4 separate regions of the Homo sapiens genome follow, and regions 2, 3 and 4 are each linked to region 1. Evidence: chromatin contacts called from ENCODE Hi-C or POLR2A ChIA-PET data. All regions are on one chromosome and are shown on one strand. The core of a region is the stretch at or near the end of the contact, and the rest is flanking DNA. Distances in the headings are between cores, read along the strand shown. Region 1 holds the start of SNHG17 (small nucleolar RNA host gene 17). Region 2 holds the start of FAM83D (family with sequence similarity 83 member D). Region 3 overlaps TTI1 (TELO2 interacting protein 1). Region 4 overlaps TGM2 (transglutaminase 2).

What was found. A loop is a pair of places that touch in the nucleus more often than their neighbours do. ChIA-PET counts read pairs that join two places held with the same protein, here RNA polymerase II (POLR2A). Pooled maps may share reads with other maps.
Region 2: a loop to region 1 is called in a map of CD8-positive, alpha-beta T cell, with 2.8 times the contacts of the local background. The contact joins the promoter of FAM83D here to the promoter of SNHG17 in region 1. A Hi-C loop is called at or near these places in 1 of 168 maps with a recorded cell type or tissue (CD8-positive, alpha-beta T cell) and 6 of 50 pooled maps. POLR2A ChIA-PET finds 5 or more read pairs at or near these places in 5 of 52 experiments (CD4-positive, alpha-beta T cell, GM10248, K562 and 2 more).
Region 3: a pooled map shows a loop between it and region 1 (4-fold over the local background). The contact joins the enhancer-like site here to the promoter of SNHG17 in region 1. A Hi-C loop is called at or near these places in 2 of 50 pooled maps. POLR2A ChIA-PET finds 5 or more read pairs at or near these places in 3 of 52 experiments (HEK293, PC-9 and common myeloid progenitor, CD34-positive).
Region 4: a pooled map shows a loop between it and region 1 (2.5-fold over the local background). The contact joins the enhancer-like site here to the promoter of SNHG17 in region 1. A Hi-C loop is called at or near these places in 1 of 50 pooled maps. POLR2A ChIA-PET finds 5 or more read pairs at or near these places in 2 of 52 experiments (HEK293T and activated CD4-positive, alpha-beta T cell).

The regions. Positions count from the first base shown.
Region 1 is chr20:38,433,599-38,437,190 of GRCh38, forward strand. SNHG17 (small nucleolar RNA host gene 17) reads right to left here and starts at 1,730. Exons shown (of 8, transcript NR_185934.1): 1 at 1,429-1,730; 2 at 906-1,028. LOC124904958 reads left to right here. Exons shown (of 3, transcript XM_047440636.1): 2 at 865-1,007; 3 at 1,244-3,118. The coding sequence ends at 1,890. SNORA71D (small nucleolar RNA, H/ACA box 71D) reads right to left here and starts at 401; the gene lies at 264-401. RefSeq lists enhancers at 123-202, 1,483-1,772, 1,793-1,852.
Region 2 is chr20:38,924,845-38,928,436 of GRCh38, forward strand. It overlaps FAM83D (family with sequence similarity 83 member D), which reads left to right and starts at 1,573. Exons shown (of 4, transcript NM_030919.3): 1 at 1,573-2,081. The coding sequence starts at 1,599. RefSeq lists a silencer at 1,191-1,550 and enhancers at 1,661-1,760, 3,146-3,235.
Region 3 is chr20:37,989,147-37,992,738 of GRCh38, forward strand. All of the region lies in intron 7 of TTI1 (TELO2 interacting protein 1), which reads right to left. Among named protein-coding and RNA genes, the nearest start is that of TTI1, 43 kb to the right of the region's middle. RefSeq lists an enhancer at 1,439-1,518. Within about 2 kb of position 1,550, at least 24 of the 41 ENCODE cell types and tissues checked have a DNase peak (open chromatin) inside an H3K27ac peak, as active enhancers do.
Region 4 is chr20:38,150,348-38,153,939 of GRCh38, forward strand. TGM2 (transglutaminase 2) reads right to left here. Exons shown (of 13, transcript NM_004613.4): 4 at 592-710. Among named protein-coding and RNA genes, the nearest start is that of TGM2, 13 kb to the right of the region's middle. Within about 2 kb of position 1,969, at least 30 of the 41 ENCODE cell types and tissues checked have a DNase peak (open chromatin) inside an H3K27ac peak, as active enhancers do.

The DNA.
Region 1 (3,592 bases), core at 480-2,979:
AATACAATAAAATATTAAACAAAACTCAAGACACTGTCCTCAAGGTCACAATAGAGAGAGGCAAAGACAATCAAGCCAGTAATTGCCACAGGGTGTGACTAGTGGGGGCTGCAGCTGTGGTTTCACCACCAATCCTGAGGCAGGGACTCACCCCTCATAGACCCTGGTGAACGCCTCATGGAACCCTGCACTGAGCCTTGCACAGGGAGCACTCACTAATAAGACACCAAGTGCCAGGAGGCATTTGAAAGATGGTGAGAAGGAGGTGTGAGAAAGCTCCAGAGTTTGAAAGGGACAGGAGCGGACCCTCCAAACACGGGGAAGCACTTTCCGCGATTTCTCTCCCTGCACTATCAATGACCAGGGCACAGGCAGCCCACGATCACTTTCGAATACAGGTGCAAAAAAGGGCAGGTGAGCCCACGTCAGCGTGTTAGCTGCCAGATCTCCAGAGGGAGGCTCACCCCCCAGGGAAGAGAAGGGTACCCAGGACCCTGAGAGCCATCATCACTTCACAGGCAGATTCCATCTGTCCCCACCCAGAGTCCACAGGAAAACAGACTTCTGGTAAAAATGCCTCGGCTGTACATTCAGCCCACCAGTTCTGAGTATCTACACGTGGACAGGCACCGTGGGTTCAAAATCAAGAAAAACAGCCAAGGCCTCTGCCCTCAGAGAGCCTTTGCAGTTTCCCTACTTTACAGAAAGTCAACCTCAGGGGAATGAAGGAACTTAGCTAGCATGTGACCCCAAGCGCAGCCCGTCTCCTAAGTCACGCTTTGCTCTGCACCCGCTTTGCCAGACAGTTCTCAGAACTCAGAACTGGCTGAGCTCATTGACTGTCCCCTCTACTGCGTCCCACAGAAGGGTCCTTCCCCAAGGTGCGCAGAAGCAGCGGCACTTACCCAGGGGCATTCTCACCCCGCGGACAGTGGAAGCCCCTCAGGGGGTGCAGATCAGAGTGCTGCAGGAGAGAGAGGGCGCTGGCTGGTGCGAAGCCGTCCGAGGTGCAGCACAGCCCACAAGGCCTAGGCAAGGAAAAAGCACGGGGAGGGGGCTTTAGTACAAGGCCCGGGGACAGAAGTCCAGACTCTGCCCCACTGGAGTGCTGGCAGCGTCTTCCATTTAAACCACAGCTAACTGGTCTGTAAAATGAAGGTTCTAACACCTACTTTTAAAAGTTATTGAGGGGAAAACGAGTTAACGGTCTCAAGGACGTGGCACAATGACTGGCACTTTGTAGGCAACAGTCAAGTGGCTTTGGAGGCTTCCAATGCCAGGAGTCGGGGGCGGGCAGCTAAAGTCGCCGAGCCCTGTTTCCCGCCATCCAGGGGCACTAAGCCTCCCCGCAGAGTAGCTGCGCGGACAGGGGGTCTGACGACCGCACGTGGCCCGCTCAGCACTGCCGCGGCCAAGGGCGCGACTCACCTGCCAGTGTCTTTCCCGAGGACACGCGAATCCTGGGGGGCTCACTCCGGCAAAGAGGACGAGACACTGCACCAAGGACAGGGCCTGACCTCTCTGGCCGCCTTCCCCGGGGCCTCAGTTTCCCCCGATGGTGAGAGTGGAGCCGACCATGCGCCCTGCTGTGGACTCACCCGGCGCCCTGGCGTCGAGTGGCGGCGGAGACCTGACAGACAGCGTGGGAAAAATCAAGATGTCTGCAGATTTCGAGAGATGGGGTGCGGTGGCGTGCGATGGCGAAGGACGGCGAGGGACGGCGAAGGACTGAGGCCACACGACAAGGAAGCTACGCTCGTTTCGCGCCGGCGGAAATACAGACGAGAGCGCGAGCTGCGGCCTAGAGCGGTAGGAACCGACGCGAGCAGTCCTGCAGCGTCCCCTGGCGGAGCGGAGGCTCAACGCCAGACTCTGGAGGACTTGGGATAATTTTCGAAAACTATCTGGAAGTTTAGAAGTAAACTTCTCCCACTTGCTTTGCTTTTCTGTTTGTTCTGAAGATGTTCCTTGGTCACTGATTCATTATTAATCTGTAGGAATGGCCAATTTTCCATGATAGGAGCTGTTACTACGATGAGGGGACTGTGCTTAGTTTGGACTTCTTTCTGCAAGGGTCCAAAGGCATCTGTCTTTGATTCACCACTGTACTCAGTACCTAGTTCAGTGACTAGCACAGTTGAATGAATGAATTCTACCCCCGCCCCATTCCTTTTTTTCTGAACAATGTCAGACCGAGATGACTGAGTCATGGCCTGAGACTGGAATGTGAGCGTGAGAAGATGAGCCAAGAGAGATGCACAGCGGGTAACTGCTTTGCTAAACTCCAGCCTCAAAGTACACGGGATGGAGGGTGGAAAGAGTCTCTGAAGCAGAAGAGACCTGACCAGACTGGCATCTGAGGAACCTGATCAGATTTGCACAGTGACAGAGACTGTAGACAGATGTCCCATGTTCCCTGCAACATACTGGAGACAATCTTGGGAGGGGACTCATGGCCCACAAATCCTCATAAGCATTGGCACTGCCTGCACCCTGGGCAGGATGTGCCTCTTCGGCCTGAGACAGCCCTGCTACTGACTCTGCCCATGTTCTGGAGTGCAAGCAGCCCACCCTTGGGCCTGATGAGGAGCCCACGCCCCACCCTCCGCCCCGCTCCAGTCAGATTCTTGGTACTCAATAGGTCAGAAGGACAAGAAAATCCAGTCCTGATCTATGCAACCATGAGGGAAATGGGGGTCCCTGAGGTGAGATCTGCTCCATATTTTGTACCTGGGAGAGGCCCATGGGATTCCCAGACTGTGAGAACACTGGGAGTCTCTGTGATGGGGAGGGGCTGTGGGATGCTGCTATGGTTTGGCTGTGACCCCACCTAAATCTCATCTGGAACTGTACTTCCCATAATTCCCACCTGTCGTGGGAGGTAATGGAATCATGGGGGTGGTTACCCCCATGCTGCGGTTCTTCTGATAGTGAGTGAGTTCTCATGAGACCTGATGGTTTTATAAGGGGCTTTACCCACTTTTGCTCTATACTTCTCCTTGCTGCCACCATGTGAAGAAAGACATGTTTGCTTCCACTTCCGCCATGATTGTAAGTTTCCTGAGGCCTCCACAGCCATGCTGAACTGTGAGTCAATTAAACCTCTTTCCTTCATGAATTACCCAGTCTCAGGCAGTTCTTTATAACAGTGTGAGGATGGACTAATACAGATGCTGTGGCTGAGAGGACACTGGGCAGGGTGGTCAGGTGTGCCCACTTGTGGCCACACAGCCCTGGTGTCCTCTTCTGCCTCCCACTCTTGCTGTTACTCTCCATGTGACTTTGGCTAAGTGACCTAACTTCTCCGCCCCGCCTCAGTTTCCAGTTATGGAAAATAGGCAGTCATAGTTCCCTGCTCATAGCGTTGCTGTGAGAATTAAATGGAATGATTTATATCAAGACCGTAGCACAGAACAAATATCCAAGGCCTAGTAGTTGCTATATTATAGTATTTCTGAGAAAGCTGAGGGCTTCTGTCACCGTAAGGACTCTGGGATTCTTTATGAAGCAGAGGAAATGTGCTGTGTTTGAAAAGTCTAAGATGGCATTGTCAGCCCGGTGTGATGGAGCAGTCCTGTAGTCCCAGCTACTC
Region 2 (3,592 bases), core at 323-2,822, 490 kb after region 1:
CCAGCTAACTTTTGTATTTTTTTGTAAAGACAGGGTCTCACTATGCTGCCCAGGCTGGTCTCAAACTCCTGGGCTCAAGTGATCCTCTTCCCTTGGCCTCCCACAGTGCTGGGATTACAGGTGTAAGTCACCATGGCCAGCCACATCTGAGATTCTATGCTGCAAAAATAAGAAGTGAGATGGGGAGCTTTAGAGGAATGTAGGGTCAAGAGAGGGTTGTTTTAAGATGAAAAATATTTCAGCATGCTTGTAGGCTGATAGAAATGAATCGGTAAAGAGGGAAGCTGATGTTCCAGGAGAAAGAAGAAGATTGCTGGAGCGATGCTGGTGAGTAGTAGAGGGGCTGGAAATGCCCAGGCAGAGGGGTTGGGGTTGGATGGGCACAGGCACAGTTCATCAATGCCCAGTATACGGGCAGAGATGCAGACAGGAAGGTAGACTAGATGGCCGCACGTGGACGTTCCCTTCTTACTGTTTCTGTGTTCTTGCTGACATGGAAGACAAGCTGTCAGAGAGGAAAAGGTAGAGAGAATGAGGGAAATGCGGCCTACCAGGCAGTTTTTTTGTTTGTTTGCTTTTGTTTTGTTTTGTTTTGTTTTTAGATGGAGTTTCGATCTTGTCGCCCAGGCTGGAGTGCAGTGGTGCTATCTCGACTCACTGCAACATCCGCCTCCCGCGTTCAAGTGATTCTCCTGCCTCAGCCTCCCGAGTATCTGGGATTACAGGCGTACACCAAGACACCTGGCTAATTTTTGTATTTTTAGTAGAGACGGGGTTTCACCGTGTTGGTCAGGCTAGTCTCAAACGCCTGACCTTAGGTGATCCGCCCTCCTCGGCCTCCTAAAGTGCTGGGATTACAGGCGTGAGCCACCGCGCCCGGCCTCCTAGCAGGCAGTCTTACGGATTATGAATTTAAAACATGACCAGTCAGTAAGCATGGTTACGCTCTTTTTGTTTTTTCTTCAGCCCTGTAGGGCTGCCGGGGTGCAGGTGGAAAGTAGGGTATAACCACGGTTGGTTGGGGTTTTACAAGGCAAAAATCGATGAAATGAGAGAAGACTACCCGAGGGTGTAATCAAAGGAGCAGTCCTAATACGATGAGCCGGTATTCTTTGAATGAATGAATACATGGTTAAAGGCAGGTGATAAAGGCGATATGGTTGGCCATGCCAAAGCACTGAGAGCCTAGGAGCAGCGTGGCCAGAGTCTCCGGGAGTCGGCACCTGCCTCTCCTCGTTGTCTAGGCCTGACTGTCCCTGGCCTTGCACGGCCGCGCAGCGGGGCGACCGGCAGGGGGCGCGCTGGGATGGCCAGGAGCTCGGCTCTCCCCGCTCTGTCCCTGCTCTGCGGCCCGCCTCGCCCCTGCAAGTTTAAATTCCTCTTAGCAAGCCCAGCATCGCAGCCAATAACGCATCAGGGGGCGGAGCCGTAGAGGCTTGCGCCCCGCCTCGCTCCGCTATTGGAAGGAAAGCAGCCAATGGGAGAGCCGAGGCGGGGAGGTGCGGCCAATGGCGCGGGCCTGTTTGATTCAAAGGTTGCCTATAAAGCGGGACTGCACGCCGGTTTTTGTCCGAGGGCTGTCGAGTCCGAGCGCCGCCATGGCTCTGCTGTCCGAGGGCCTGGACGAGGTGCCCGCCGCCTGCCTGTCGCCGTGCGGGCCGCCCAACCCGACCGAGCTGTTCAGCGAGTCACGGCGCCTGGCTCTGGAGGAGCTGGTGGCGGGCGGCCCCGAAGCCTTCGCGGCCTTCCTGCGACGCGAGCGCCTGGCTCGTTTCCTGAACCCCGATGAGGTGCACGCCATTCTGCGCGCGGCGGAGAGGCCGGGAGAGGAGGGCGCGGCGGCGGCGGCGGCGGCCGAGGACTCGTTCGGCTCCTCGCACGACTGCTCTTCGGGCACCTACTTCCCCGAGCAGTCGGACCTGGAGCCACCGCTGTTGGAGCTTGGCTGGCCCGCCTTCTACCAGGGCGCCTACCGCGGCGCCACGCGTGTCGAGACGCACTTCCAGCCCCGCGGCGCTGGCGAAGGTGGCCCCTACGGCTGCAAGGACGCTCTGCGCCAGCAGCTCCGCTCGGCGCGAGAGGTGAGCGGCCCTCCAGGGCCCTGGGTCGCACGGGAGACCCCCTTCAAGAATGGGAAATTGAGGCCTGCTGGGAGTACGGGCCGGGGCCACTACCTCCTCTGCGCCCTACCGGAAGCGCGCGCGGGCTAGGTGGTCCCAGGGTCTCCGACTCACACCCCACTCTGCGTGTCTCCCCCGGATCCCCCGGGCCGCTCCTCGTGGCAGGGGATAGTGGGAAAGCCTCGGTTCCCAAGGATGCGAATTGTGCCCGGGTTCCATCTCCTAACGTTCATATCCCTGAAGGAGGGACCAGAAGTACTCTGAGTTCCAAATTTCAGTTAAAATCAAACTTGGAAAATTGCCTATTTCCCTGTCTGTCAGCCAACGCTAGATCCCACTTTCAGGAGCTTCTTAGGAGACTCATTACCAAAGAACTTACGCAGGGAAAGTTCCAGAAAGATGGTCTCCAGAGACAACTACGGGGCATTAGGAAGCAATTATTATTGCTAATTACTTTCATGCATCTTTTGCTGTAAAAAGCAGATAAACACGAGAGTGGCAAAGTGAGAGCCCTGCCGCTTTTTCTTTCTTGTCTTTTTTTTTTTTTTTTTTTTTTGAGACAGATTCTCTTTTGCCCAGGCTGGAGTGAAGTGGTGGGATCTCAGTTCACTGCAACCTCCGTCCCCCGGGTTCAAGTGACTCTCCTGCCTCAGCCTCCCAAGTAGCTGGGATTACCGGTGCCCGCCACCACGCCCGGCTAATTTTTGTATTTTTAGTAGAGACGGGGTTTCTCCATGTTGGCCAAGCTGGTCTCGAACTCCTGACCTCAGGTGATCCACCCGCCTCGGCCTCCCAAAGTGCTAGGATTACAGGCGTGAGCCACCGCACCCGGCCCCCTGCCGCTTTTTCTACTGCCAGAGACTGGAGGGGAAACTGGGGCAAGGGGTTTGTTTTCCATAGGCTGGGTCTGTGCCAGATTGCAGTGGTCTCCTAAAATGCAGATACATTTGCATTAGATCGGCTTCTGTATTCATAGTGGGTTTTGGTCCTACTGTCTGACTCTTAGTATGGCATGGTCATGGGTGCAATGGAGGTCTTGTCTGCTTGCCAGCCTCGATAAAGCTGCAGCAGGGTGCTGGGGATCAAGGAGGAAGAAGGCAGCCTGCAGGTGGGTGTGGCACATAGAGTGTCGTGGCAGACACCTTGGTCTGGAGCCATGGTCAGGTTGCTTGCTGACTGGCAGTGCCCAGCTCCCTGGCTATCTGCCTGTGCCAGGGACATGGCAGATAAAGCCCCAGCCATGTTAAGACTTGTTAGGGCTGGTACCTGAGTGTGTCTGAGTGTGGGTGAAGATACCAGTGCATTGTCAGGTTGACATGTCCAAGCCCCGACTCTCACCAATGTTCTTAATGTTCTTTCCCTGACTGGTGGGGTTTCAGTGGTAGTGGATACAGTGACCTAGTGCCTTGCCTTTGAGGGAGTGGTTGTGGGCTGCAGCTAGGCTCTTACCAGCCCTGAGGTGCTTTGGGTGG
Region 3 (3,592 bases), core at 300-2,799, 440 kb before region 1:
ATGACTTGAAGCAACGATTTACTCTCCAAATAAATACTACCAATTACCTTTGCAGCTATACATGCTCGTTTGACTTAACTATGTTTACCTGTTCAAAACCATTCATCTATCGATCTAACGCCAACATGCATACTCACACAGAGACCCATATCAAAAATATTTAAATGCAACATGGGCAGGACTTAAAACCGTAAACACCAGTAGAAGCAAATGATGCTAACCATACCTCTGAAGTGCCACAAGATAAAGTATCATAAATGCAGAGGAATGATTCCATTGCTTTGTGCATATTTAAAAGGATATGGCGCTGAGAGGTCCAATCTGTTATAGACAATTCAAAAATAAGCCAGAATCTAGGAGGGTTTACATCCCACTGGGGCGAGATTTAAAAGCAGCCCTTTCCATCTGGCCAGTTCTCCTGCCTCCAGGAACCCTGCAAGCCTAGATCCCACGACAGTGTATTGGGCACAGATTTCAAAGTGGCATTCTGTGCTGAGCACTATGAGGGCTGACTCGGACCTTTCCCCCAGCTGGCTGCACTCTCGGGCCACATTGTTTCCTGCCCCTCCCTGGAAGGTATGTACCCTTGAAGATAAAGACATCTTCATAGCAGCCTAGGTAGGCTTGCCCACCTCCTGCCTGAACTGTTTTCCTGTAACCTGTGCTCTGGCACTAAGCCAGCAGCCTCCACTCACGGATGCCTTCAGAAACAGCTCTAGGAAATGTCCTTCTGTATTTACTGCAAGGACGTTGAGGATATTAGTCACAACAGTACCCAGTGTTCTTTTAAGATGACCCACAGAGAAATTTTCCTCAAGCGTCAGTAATAAGGAAAGCCATGCTTCTTTCTGAAAAGCTTTCTTTCCTTTTCTTTTTAAAAACTCTTATTCAGGTACTTCCTGTACCATTTTCCTCTTTGCTGTCTGTCAGGAAGCACAGAGCCACTCTGAAAGCTCCTCTCTAGCAAGGGTGCAGGGCTCTAACTGTATTGTCTATATTAACCTCAACTCGGTCTCATCTTGTTTTTGCTGTTATTTTTCCATTTAAAAAATTTCTTCACTTCCTTCCTTTTTTCTTTGTTGCAAACAATTTATAAGATGTTCCAAGTCATTTTCGGAATAAGAAGAAATTTAAATAATGATTCACAACTACTATTTAGTGACTTTTACTCTGTGGTGGTATTTTGTGCTACCTGACTTTACTGAATCCTTGTCGTCATTGTAGTAGGTGAAATAAGCAAAATAACATACATGCTTTTTTCGGTCTTATAGATGAGAAAACAGAGACTTTGAGAAGTGAATTAATTTGCCAAGGTTATCTTGTTATTGAACAACAATGTGAGGCCTTGGTAGTTATCTCTGAAAATCTTCAACTCTCAACACAGCACTTGGCTCATCATAAGAGACCCAATAAAAATCTTTTAAAATACATCTATACAATAAGACAAATAGAGATCATCTCCCTGGCTACTTTATTTACTCAGTACTGAGACAACATTTACTTCCACGCCTCTGAGGTGTTCGAGAGGGATGACAGAGCCTGCAGAATGAGGAAATGACTACCCTGTGGTCGACCACAGCCTCTGATGACCAAAACCCACTTTGTGCAGGCGGTGCTGCGACCAGGCTCGATCTGTCATCGAGAACATTCTGCTCCCAACCTGGCACGGCATGCACTGTGCACACACACCCCACGCTTGGCTTTCCTACCGGGTGGTAAGATGGTTGACCCTGGCAGGTTATCAGTGACATGACAACACCAAGGAAGAAGGGACAGAATTGGCAGCACTGAATTTAAGTAGATTTAAGTAGCCCAGAGGTCCCTGCCTTCAGTTCTGAAACCCAGCAACCCACTTTGTTTGTAATCTGCCTGCCAGATGTCTCTTATCTTTGACACCATGAAATCAGGCCTATATATGCACAGTGAACAGCTCCAGATCTGAGTGTATTTTTAGAACAATGGGACTCAAAAAGAAAACCAGCAATGCCTGTCAAAAGATGGATAATAGGAAAGCTAACTACTTGGGTTTGGATTTGTCAACTATTAATCAAGTGTCAAAAGGAAAAAATATTAGGTGTGTCCTCATTTCCATGCTGGGTGCAATCCAAGGGGGAACAGCTTTGCAGTCCAAGCTCAGCCAAACTGCCCACACCATTTAAGGGGATGAGCTACTAATTTCAAGCTCAGCTGAACTAATGGATCACCTCTGTGGCTCCTCATCCGTTCAAATATAATAGGCTCATGTGTGGGTAAAGAGAGGAGTTGGGGCTCTGACAGGGATGAAATGAATGAGCCTGTGCCGGTCTGTGTTCGTCCAGGGTTTGAAGGCACCAGCTGGTTCTTTGATGGGATGGGATCCTACTGCTAGAAAGAGAGCAGGGAAGTCAGTCTGTAAATGAACCTTCAAACCCGGTCCTGACTTCTGCAAACAGTGGTGGCACAATTAACATGAAAAAGATCCTTTTGAGGTGAAATCCCCAGTTCAGATTTTAGTAAGGATGAAGCAGGCTTACAACTAGAAATTCTGTGGCCAGTGTCTATGTGTATGAGTAACATACACATCATGTATAACATATTTGGGAAATTTACATACATGTACCCCACATAGGTGTGTACACAGATGTAAATATACCTTCAGAACATAAGCAGAGGGTAGAGGCCCCTATCTTGTTCCCTCTAATTCCAGTCCCTAGAACAGTACCTGGAGACTCCTTGGACATACTAACGTGATTCATCCACAAGCACCCTATGAGAATGGAGTTTTCATCACCCCCAGTTTACAGAGGAAGAAAATGAAATGAAGCTAAATCATTTGCTCAAGGTCACATGGCCAGTAAGATCTGAACCTCGGTTTGTCCAAAGCAAGACTGCTACTTTTTCTCTCACACACAATGGCGAGGCAGAGGGAGCTGGAATGGCAACCTCCCCAGCGCCCCATCAGGGGCTACAGCAATAACAGCATCCAGGACTTGCGTGGCCAGAAGGTACACCAGCTGGTCACCACCTGCTGGCACCCTGCATCCCTATCTGGGCTCTGGGGTTAGCAGGTGGGAGTAGGACTGGGGGTGGAGGCCAAGCATCCTAAAAGCTTTATTTTTCTATTATGAGACTTGTTGGGCACTGACTTCATCTTCTTCTTTTTTTTTTGAAACAGGGTCTCACTCTGTTGCCCAGGCTGGAGTGCAGTGGTGTGATCACGGCTCACTATGGCCTTAACCTTCCAAGGCTCAGGTGATCCTCCTGCCTCAGCTTCCCAAGTAGCTGGGACAACAGGTGCACACCACCACGCCTGGCTAATTTTTATATGTTCAGTAGAGACAGGGTTTCGCTATGTTGCCCAGGCTGGCCTGGAGCTCCTGAGCCCAGGTGATTCTCCCACCTCAGCTTCCCAAAGTGCTGGGATTACAAGCGTGAGCCACAGCACACGGCCTGACTTCATCTTTTCAAAAATTTGAAAAGTATTGTCTAGTTTTGTTTCCTTTTAGCCCAGGGTAAAAGGCTCATTGGATGATATAAAACCTCACTGCAAAAGCCAGGGAGTCTCAGAGTCTGCTAAGAGATTGGCCCAAGGAGTATGGTTTTAATGGAGTTC
Region 4 (3,592 bases), core at 719-3,218, 280 kb before region 1:
AATAATAAGTGATTGTTGTTTTTAGCCCCTAAATTTCAGGCTTGTTATGCAGCAGCAGCTAGCAGATACAACCAGATCAGCAGTTCCCAAAGTATGGTTATTAGACAAGCAGCATCAGCATCACCTGGGAACTTGTTTGAAGAGCAAATTCTCAACCCCTAGTGTTTTAAGACTCTCAGTGATCCTGAGAACCACTGATCTGGGTGAGGGTTTAAAGCCTCTTCTTAGCACATGCCTAGCACACAGGGCTCACCCCAGCACAACTCCAAGTACTGCCTATTGTTTCAATACATGAGCTTTACTGTTCCCTCTTCCCCCTCCCAGGATACCAACCAGCTTCACAGTTCCCAAAGGCTCTCCTAGTTCTTTCTCCACCTTGAATCCAAGGCTGCCGCCTTTGCTGTGTGACCTCAGGGCAGCCTTGGCCCTCTCTGAACCTTCAGCTGTTTCAGGGCCTTTGCATCCCTGACAGCATGAAGTGGGTGACTCTGTGACTCACTCCCACCTGTGCAGCTTTGGCTGCCCCCAGACACAGGGCCGGGCACACAGAAGGGCCTGAGATGGTTGGGAGAGACAGGGTGTGGCCCTTACCTGCCCAAAATTCCAAGGTATGTTCTTGATGAACTTGGCCGAGCCCTGGTAGATAAAGCCCTGCTGGGTGAGGACATACTCCTGCCGCTCCTCTTCCGAGTCCAGGTACACAGCATCCGCTGCAGGCAGGAAGAAAGGGACCTCAGCTCTGGGTCTGCGGAGGCCCAGGGTCCCTGCAAATCTGGAGTCAAGGGTGCCAATTCCCTAGGCCAAGCCAGCGTCTCAGGGATCCATCCTTCTTTTAATTAGAAAAAGTAACCATTAATGAATAATCCCACGTCAATGAGATAAGGTGTTATCGGTTAGTGACAACAAAGGCTGCCATTTCTTCAACACTCACTGTGTGCCAGGACCTGTGATAAATGTATGACCTGTATTAATAAATTTAATCTCCAGAAGAGCCTTATGAGGAAGGGATCCTTGAAAGCCCCATTTTAAAGACCAGAAAACTAAGGCTCAGGAATATTTTATAGCTAGGAAAACTGAGACTAAGGACACAGGAGCACTGGACCGGGAGTCAGGAAACTCCTGATTCTCACTTGCTGTGTGACCCTGGGTAGGCTACTTTGCCTTCTCTGCCCACCTTAACACCTCACTGTGTCAGCCCAAAATGCAGATCTGAAAGGTGCTTTGGAAACGAAAGCCCTGAGGTAGCGTGAGGGAGGCGCATGATTCAAGGCAGAGAGAACTCAGTAGCAGAGGGGAAGGCCAAGAAAGGGTTCCTGCAGCTCAGGAGAGGTGGGGTCCTGTCCAGCTTGAGAGAGTTACAGAGGGCTCCCTGGAGGAGGTGGCATCTGAATGTTGTCTTAAAAAATGATTAAGTTTTAGAGAGTTGGAACCTGGAGGGTAGCATTCTAAGCAGAGGACCAGAAAGCACAAAGCTTTGGCTGCTGGAAAATGCAGGGCATTTAGTTGTCTGTGGCCAGTGAGGGGAGAAGAAGGAGCTGAGGAAGTTGGGGCAAGATGGTAGGAGCCCAAAGGTCAGGCTGGCTTTACTGACTCCACTTAACCGGTGAAGAAACTGAGGCCAAGAAGGGGCAATCTGGAGCCCCATTATGACTTTGGTGAGCCCCAGGCACTCTTGACTTCATGCATTCCTTCCTCCATTAGAAAAAAGGTAATTGAATGTTATGACTGCCTTGGTTAATTACAGCTATCTCAATATTACATATTAAAACCTATTGTTCAACTTAAATGTTCATTTTTTTCTCCTGATTTTAAATTACATTAAAACATGTTCACGGGCCCCTAAGAGTTTCTCAGGCCCCAGGCACAGTGCCTGCCGGGTCTAATGGAGAAGCTGGCCTGGGAAGGAAGCAGCTGCCGGCCCCTCAGACCCCTGGGCTTTGTCATGCCCGTCTGCAGCAACCAGCAGCCCTGACTTTCATCGTAGTGAGGAAAAATGGGAAAGAGGCCAAGTCTCTTGTGTATTCTGATCTTTGGCTCTGGAAACTTCTATAAAAATTAACCTTGAAGTCAATGAACTATAATGGCTCTGCAGCAGCCGGGGGGTGTGGGATAAGAATGAAAGAGAAAGAAGAACCCACAGTGTTTCAACATTAGAATGAGTGTCAGCACTTGTTGAATTGTCCCCACCCCAGCTCAGGATGCCAAGACTGTGACATCCCCAGCTCAGGTCCCCATCTGGTAAAGGTGGGGGCACTGGGGACGTGAAGCCTTGCATATAACTGGCACTCGATCATATTGGTCTTGGAACTGACATACAGGAGGGTCCCATTTTCCAGGCAGACCCGGCCCTTTCCCACCCATCAGACTGATTTCCTCCCGCAGCGCCCCTGCGCTCACCCCAGCCCAACTTCCTGCCTCTGCATCACCAGCTCCACAGTTCCCGCCCCGGGATGTGGGTCACTTTAGTCACTGTGCCGCTTGGCTGACCGCCACTCCAACCCGCCGCCGGGTGAGGCCAAGCAGGAGGAAGGGGGCCATCCCCCAGAACCACGCTTCCCATTCCCTGAACTCTGAAACCTTGTGGTGTGGACGAGGGTGGGGACACCGGCGTGTTCCTGTCCTGTTGGCAGAGCTGCCAACTAGTTGCTACCCTCTGCAGATTGACTAAAATTCAAAACAAACCTATGGGGCGGGGGGGGGGATCCAGTAAGGCCACTTCTGTCCCGAGAAATCATTCCATTGGCCACAGGGTATGAAGCAAGGGTGCTCGTTGACGCATGGTCCCTGCGTGCCATGAGCCTCCAGGCACAACCTCATGTCCATCAGTGGGGGCTGGACCATCCACATGGGCAAGAAACAGGACACTCAACGCCCTTAGAAAGAATGAGCAGATGTGGCCGGGCGTGGTGGCTCACGCCTGTAATCCTAGCACTTTGGGAGGCCGAGGTGGGCGGATCACCTGAGATCAGGAGTTTGAGACCAGCCTGGCCAACATGGTGAAACTCTGTCTCTACTAAAAATACAAAAATTAGCCCGGCGTGGTGGTGCATGCCTGTAATCCCAGGTACTCGGGAGGCTGAGGCATGAGAATCATTTCAACCCGGGAGGCAGAGGTTGGAGTGAGGCGAGATTGCACCACTGCACTCCAGCCTGGGTGACAGAGAGAGCCTTGGTCTCAAAAAAAAGAAAAAAAAAAAAAGAATGAATGAGCAGATGTATGCAGACCAATGTGGACAGAGCCTCACGGTGTATTGTGAGGGGAAAAAACCAAGTTGTAGGTTAATGTATACAGTGGGATCCTTTTATGTTTGTGATAGAGAGACAGAGACCTATAAAATACAGCAATTTCTCCAGGCACATACAGACTGACCTAAGGAGGTGAGCCCCCGCAAAATATCTAACAATGGTGTCCCCCAAGGAGGAGGGGTCAAAGGGGGAGGCCATTTCTCTGTAGTCTTGAAGCCCTCCCCTTCTCTCCCCTTTTTTGGAGACAGAGTCTTGCTCTGTCACCCAGGCTGGAGTGCAGTGGCACAATCCCAGCTAACTGCAGCCTCAACCTCCTGGACTCAAGCGATCCTCCCACCTTAACCTC